2 separate regions of the Homo sapiens genome follow, and region 2 is linked to region 1. The links are chromatin contacts, found by Hi-C in ENCODE. All regions are on one chromosome and are shown on one strand. The core of a region is the stretch at or near the end of the contact, and the rest is flanking DNA. Distances in the headings are between cores, read along the strand shown.

Region 1 (3,116 bases), core at 390-2,889:
ACCACCTGTGGGTCAAACCATGGCACTGGAGTCACTCTGCACAAGGGTAAGACCTACAAATCAAATCACTGGGTACCTAATATATTCATTCTGTTCAGCCACATCCATTCGCTCATTTAAAAATACTTTTTGAGCACTGGCCATATTCAAGTCCTGTGCTAGGCACCGAGGATTCAGAGGTAAATAAGGCATAGTCCCTGCCCTCAGGGAGGGAACATTTCAGTGGGACTGAGACATATGGACTCAGACCACATCAACAGACTGTGTTAGTTACAGCGATAAGGGCCCAAAAAATTATTCTGAAAGACTTCTGTGTATCACACGGAAGACTTCGTGGAAGAAGTGGCTTTCAGTGGCAAAAACTACAACTACTTTTGCACCAACCCAATAATTCCAAAGACGCACAAGTGAACTGGATGAAGATAAAGTGGCATGGGAGTATTCTGGTAGAGGAGGCAACTTGTCCAAAAGTGAGAGTTTCCTAGACTATGCCAAGAACTGCTTGGAATTCAGAGAGCCCAGAGCAAAGGATGGGGGAGAGGTGGGGGTGGAGTAGGGGGGCAGGCGGTGAGAGCTGAAGCTCAAGAGGCAGCCAAGACCATGCTCAGGGCGGTGGACCTCATCCAGAAGATAACAGGAGCCACTGAAATGTTTTAGGCAGAAAGATGGCCAGACTCACCTTTTACAAAGATCACCATGGCGAATGGCTTGGAGGGGGCAAGGCTGGGGGCAGGGAGACCTCACCTCTGAAAACTAATAAACAAATTTCAAAATAAACAAGATTTTCTTTTTCTGCTTCTCATCTGGCTGTTATTTATTCATTAACATTTACTGAGTATCCACTCAGTATCAGGCCCTATAGTAGGCACCAGAGGTAGAAAGAATAGGACATTGGCATTGCTATGGCGTGCCTGACCACCTTGCGCAGCTCTGTGCATGTGATGGGTTTGTTCAAGGGTGCTTGTCACTGGAACTTAAGCACATGGTACTCGCTATGAAAGGCACCACAAAACCTCCCGCTTAAGCTTTGGTTTTGATGAGAAGGCAGCACTCCCATCCCCCTTAATCCAATTAAAAGAGCTCTCCCTAGCTGTGAATGCCAGTCTGGCCACGCAAAAATCTCCTGGCCATAGAGCATGTCCCATTCCTCAGCCTGGCCTGGGCTGGTGGGCCAGTACTCCTCCCCTGAGCTGTTTCCATGGGCTGCTGGCCATACTCTGAAAAATGCACAGGTTGCCAAACTGTCAGCAAAAGCTTTAATGAATGGTTCTAATTACATTCAAGTAGCAGAGCCCACTGCCATTTTAATCAAATCTGGGCCTGGCAAGCTTTTTGGCAGGAATACAAGAGAAAGCCTCATGAAAATCCTGCCAAAACACTAATCACCTTTTATCCGAAATTTGCTTGATGGAGGCCTGGATGTAAAATGCTTAGGGGGAAGGAAAAAAAAAACCACCAACAACATTGTTTGGATATTTTAAGGAGCTTATTTTAGGGCTTGCCATAAATTATTCCATGTGGGGAGGAGAGAAAATTCCAAATCAGGAGTTGCCGGGTGACTTCCCTTCAGGAACACAGTCCTCACAGAGAGGGCGAACCCCTGCGGGCTGAGACCCAGGCACCGTCAGCCAGGTCCTGGCTCACACTCCACACCACCAGAGACATATCCACAAGGCCTGGTCTGAGACCTTCCCCACATCCAGCTTTGGGTTACAAAAGGCATCCAGCCCTGCTCTGTGTCTTCGCGTCATCTCAGACCTATATGCTGACCCTAACTGGAATTCATCCTACCTAAAGTTGGGTGGTAATTAATCTTTTTTTTTTTTTTCCAAAAGATGGCTTTCATAGTAACCACTGTGATTCTCAAAAAGGAAAGGGCTTTCTCTACAAAATCATTCAGAACAAGTGTACAGGCAATACAGGAAACTAAAACCCAGACAACTAGCAACTAGATTCTAGTCAGGGCAGAATAAATACACAGAAAGGAAAGGTTTGATGGCAAACCAGGTTCCTCTCCCCTGGGGCAGAACAAGAGGAGAAGGACTCAAATTGCAGCAAGAGGGAATTCATTTACAGATAAAAAAAAAAACTTCCTGACAATGAGGATAGACAGTGAATAGGGAACAGAGATAAGGGGTAAAATCTCCTTCACTTACTGACTCTAATCTCGGATACACTGTATCCCATCTCCAAAAGCTGGTTGCCCTCAGGTAACAAAACAAAGGTCTCTACCATCTGATTTTATTACCTTAAACACCTCAGCCATACTTCACCCAGTGGTTACCCCAAGCTAGTGGTTGGATTTTTTAACCTTAGATTGTATTTTCCACATATTTTTAATGTGGAAAAATAAAAAATAGTGAGATGTTTTTCCCCATAGTGAGGGCCCATAGTGAGATCTCTAAGAGCCCTGGGATACGAGGGATTCTGGGGTCCTTGAAAGTGTTTGACACATGCATTTCAAAGTTCCATTTTTAAATCCAGTCCCTGCCATTGACCTGAGACCTAGCTATAGGGCCTGAGGCTCAGGTTTTCAGTTTTTGTAACTTATAAACTGAAGATTAAAATACTTGCTCTGCCTATACTATAGAGTACTTCTAAGGATTCAATAAGATGGTGTATATAGAAGTGCCCTGCAAACATAAAGCCACTTTACAAATATTTGCTCTTTTTGAAATTTTAGTACAAATGTAGCTATAGAAGAGTCTGAAGTCTGAAGTTGAGTCTTGAATGCCACTCATTCACTGGCTACATGAACTTGACCTTTGTTTCCTCATGTGTAAAATGTGTATAGCATTGCCTCATAGACTTGTTGAGAGAACTAGGTGAGATAACAAATGTGAAAGCACTATGAAAAATAAAAGAGAAATATGATTACACCAGAACATGCACACTATGGGGCCCAAATTATACTTGTTGGATCCTGGAGATATGCCAGGAATTAAAAATTTATTCAAAGCCTGCAGCTTAATTTAAGGGGAATGAACATCTCAATGGACGTGAGGTTCAACAGAATGAATTCGCATATAAGCAATAGTTTCTCTGACTCCATTCAGGTGATGGAGTACAGCTCAGGCTACCACATCGCTAGAAGACCAGGTTGGGTGTCCAGGCCT
Region 2 (3,116 bases), core at 315-2,814, 50 kb after region 1:
GGCCTAAAGACCATTATATGTAACAGGGTCCATGCTAGGACACTGAAAGCTAAGCAGCTCTTTCTGATAAATTTGAAATTGGGGCCGGGCGCGGTGGCTCACGCCTGTAATCCCAGCACTTTGGGAGGCCGAGGCGGGTGGATCACCTGAGGTCTGGAGTTCGAGATCTGTCTCACCAACATGGTGAAACTTCGTTTCTACTGAAAATACAAAATTAGCCAGGTGTGGTGATGCATGCCTGTAATCCCAACTACAACTACTCGGGAGGCCGAGGCAGGAGAATTGCTTGAATCCGGGAGGCAGAGGTCGCAGTGAGCCGAAGTCATGCCATTGCACTCCTTCCTGGGCAACAAGAGTGAGACTCCATCTCAAAATAAATAAATAAAAATAAAATAAAATAAAATAAATTTGAAATTGGGGACATGGAAATAAGAGAGGTGGCAGTGACTCCTTGAGACTGTGTCATAAGCTGACTCTGACACTAAGAAAGACAGTATGACTAGACAGTGACCCCAGGAGTCTAGGGCTGAGATCAGGAACACATGACGCTGAGCTGCCCAGCAGGAAGGGAAGTAGAGCTCTAATGATACCACAGCTGTGCCATTTAACACACACTACTAGCTGTGACACTCCTAGGCCAATTCTAGTAGATAATTCTGCTTCCAACAAATAACCTGAAACAAAAATAATAATAAAAAAATTAAACCTATGCTCAATGATGTGATAGCAACATTAGCACATCCAAATTTTTTTTTAACTACAGGGTCCTATATTCTGGGCCTCTCAACCTTTTTCCTTGCAGCCCCAGGCCTTACCTGGTCATCCCAGGACACTGACATTTTGGATACTGAGGACCCATCGATATGCCATGGCTGGGAAGCTTTGCTGGTGGAAAGAACACTGGATTTAGAAACAGAAGACCTGAGCTCCATTTCTGATTGCTGTTACTAGCTGTGTAACTTTGCACAAATCACTTAAATTTTTGGGTCCTGTTGTTGCATCTATGAAATGCAAATTCTAAAAAATTCAAAGGACTAATCTTATGAAGAAGGCAGTATCATCCGCCATGCTACAGGTGAGAAAACTGTGGCCATGGAATTAATAAGGAAAAAAACACCAAGACAATGTAAGAGTCCACAGATTACGCTGCTAGTGTCTCTACACCATGATTTCTTGAGATAGTCTCAAGTGAGGAGGAAAAGGAGTACTCCAGAGCTTCTCAGAGCTGTGAGAAGCCCAGGCAGGGGTGTGAGTAGAGAGGGAAGAGAATGGCAATGGAGTACTGCTTAGCTATTTAACTCACTCACTCTAAATAGCTTAGCTACTTAGCCCACTCACTCTCACATCCTTCGGATTCACCCTAATAGCATCTAATGGGACAGAAGGCAGGTTCCTAAATCCCTGAGGGCTTCTGCAAGTGGGCATGCTTCATGAGCAGAACAAAAGGCTTGGTGTCCATTCAAGGGCGCCTTTGCTTCTCCATTAAATTCCTTTGACATTCGATGCACTGTGCGTTAATTAATTAATTAACGCACAGTGCATCAAAAGTTTCACATTAAACTTCCTCCGTTCAGCTCAGTTTTGAGGCCAAGGAGGCAAAAAATAACAGCTCCTGAAACCATTTTCTTTTTTTCAAGGTGCTTTTTGAGGAAGTTCACTTCACAACAAAGGAAGTAAAACAGAACCTTTGTCATGATCTTCTTTCCAGCTTTCCTGTAACCTTTGGGTCCAACCTCAGTGCCAGCCCTGCCCCCACCCCCACTCCTCTGACAGGTCTCTGTGACTGCCTCACCTCCTCTGGGAAGCCTTCCCTGACTACCACCACAGTGTCAGTGAGCTTCTCCACTCTTTCCATCCAAAGCACTGCAGCCTTTCCTCTGCAACACATCACATGCTTGTGCATGCTTTGGCTTCGTACTTATTGACTAAGTGCCTGCCTTCCCATGAGATTCTGAGCTTCATGAACACAGTGGCTGTATCTGTTTGGTTCACTGCTGAGCTCACAGAGCCTAGGTCAGTGCCTGGCATATGTGTTGGTCAAATCCCCCTGTTTGTTAGTTTTTCCTTCCTCTCCCCAACATCTGAGTCATCAACACCAAGAGCTGTTCACAGAACACCCACAGTGTGTGGCATTGCATTGGGTGACACAGAGCCCAGGAACACATCTTCAGTTCTAGAGTGAGCCAGTGCTAAGCCCAGAGGCAGCCATGGTGGCATGATGGAAAAAAACAGCACATTTGTGATGAGGAAACTGCAGCAGGGCATTCTGCTTTGAATCTCAGTTTCCCCATCTGTAAAATAGGAATACAAACACTTATCATGCCTATCTCGTGAAGCTATTCTGAAGATCACATAGAAAGATGAAAGAAGTTTATAAACTGTGAAACCCTGTACCACAAATGACAACTTTCATTGTTGTTTTTTATTGTGGTAAAACATACATAACATAAAATATACCACTGTAACCTCTTTTTTCTTTTTTCTTTTTTTTTTCTGAGACGGAGTCTCGCTCTGTCCCCCAGGCTGGAGTGTAGTGGTGTGATCTCAGCTCACTGCAATCTCCACCTCCCGGGTTCAAGCGATTCTCCTGTCTCAGACTCCTGAGTAGCTAGAATTACAGGCATGCGCCACCATGTCCGGCTAATTTTTGTATTTTTAGTAGAGATGGAGTTTCACCATGTTGGCCAGGGTGGTCTCGAACTCCTGACCTCATGATCCTCCCACCTCGGCCTCCAAAGTGTTGGGATTATAAGCGTGAGCCACCACACCCGGCCTGTAACCATTTTTGATTGTACAGTTTCGTGGCTTAAGTACATTCCCATTGTTGTGTAACCATCACCATCATCCCAACTGAATGTACAATTTTTATAAGCAGGATAAAAGGCAGGCAATTTTTCTTAAGCCCTCTTTTCTTAAGCAGTCCTTAGCCCTCCCTCTTCTCCAAGCCCCTTCACAGGCCTGTGGTCTTAGAGCTCTCATGGCCTGATGCCTTGTTTCATGCATGCAGAAACTGCGAGCCAGATGGGGAAAGGACCTGCTTAAAATCCCACAGAACTGGGACTAGAACCTGGGTATCTGGTATTCTTTCCTCCAATCCACCTCCCACAGCAAAAGAG

What was found. A loop is a pair of places that touch in the nucleus more often than their neighbours do. Pooled maps may share reads with other maps.
Region 2: a pooled map shows a loop between it and region 1 (2.2-fold over the local background). The contact joins two enhancer-like sites. A Hi-C loop is called at or near these places in 2 of 168 maps with a recorded cell type or tissue (endothelial cell of hepatic sinusoid and posterior vena cava), 1 of 37 single-sample maps with no recorded cell type and 5 of 50 pooled maps.

What each region holds. Positions count from the first base shown.
Region 1 is chr9:99,464,222-99,467,337 of GRCh38, forward strand. No RefSeq gene overlaps it. Among named protein-coding and RNA genes, the nearest start is that of NAMA, 91 kb to the left of the region's middle. Within about 2 kb of position 1,640, at least 3 of the 41 ENCODE cell types and tissues checked have a DNase peak (open chromatin) inside an H3K27ac peak, as active enhancers do.
Region 2 is chr9:99,514,752-99,517,867 of GRCh38, forward strand. No RefSeq gene overlaps it. Among named protein-coding and RNA genes, the nearest start is that of NAMA, 140 kb to the left of the region's middle. RefSeq lists an enhancer at 1,524-1,583. Within about 2 kb of position 1,565, at least 3 of the 41 ENCODE cell types and tissues checked have a DNase peak (open chromatin) inside an H3K27ac peak, as active enhancers do.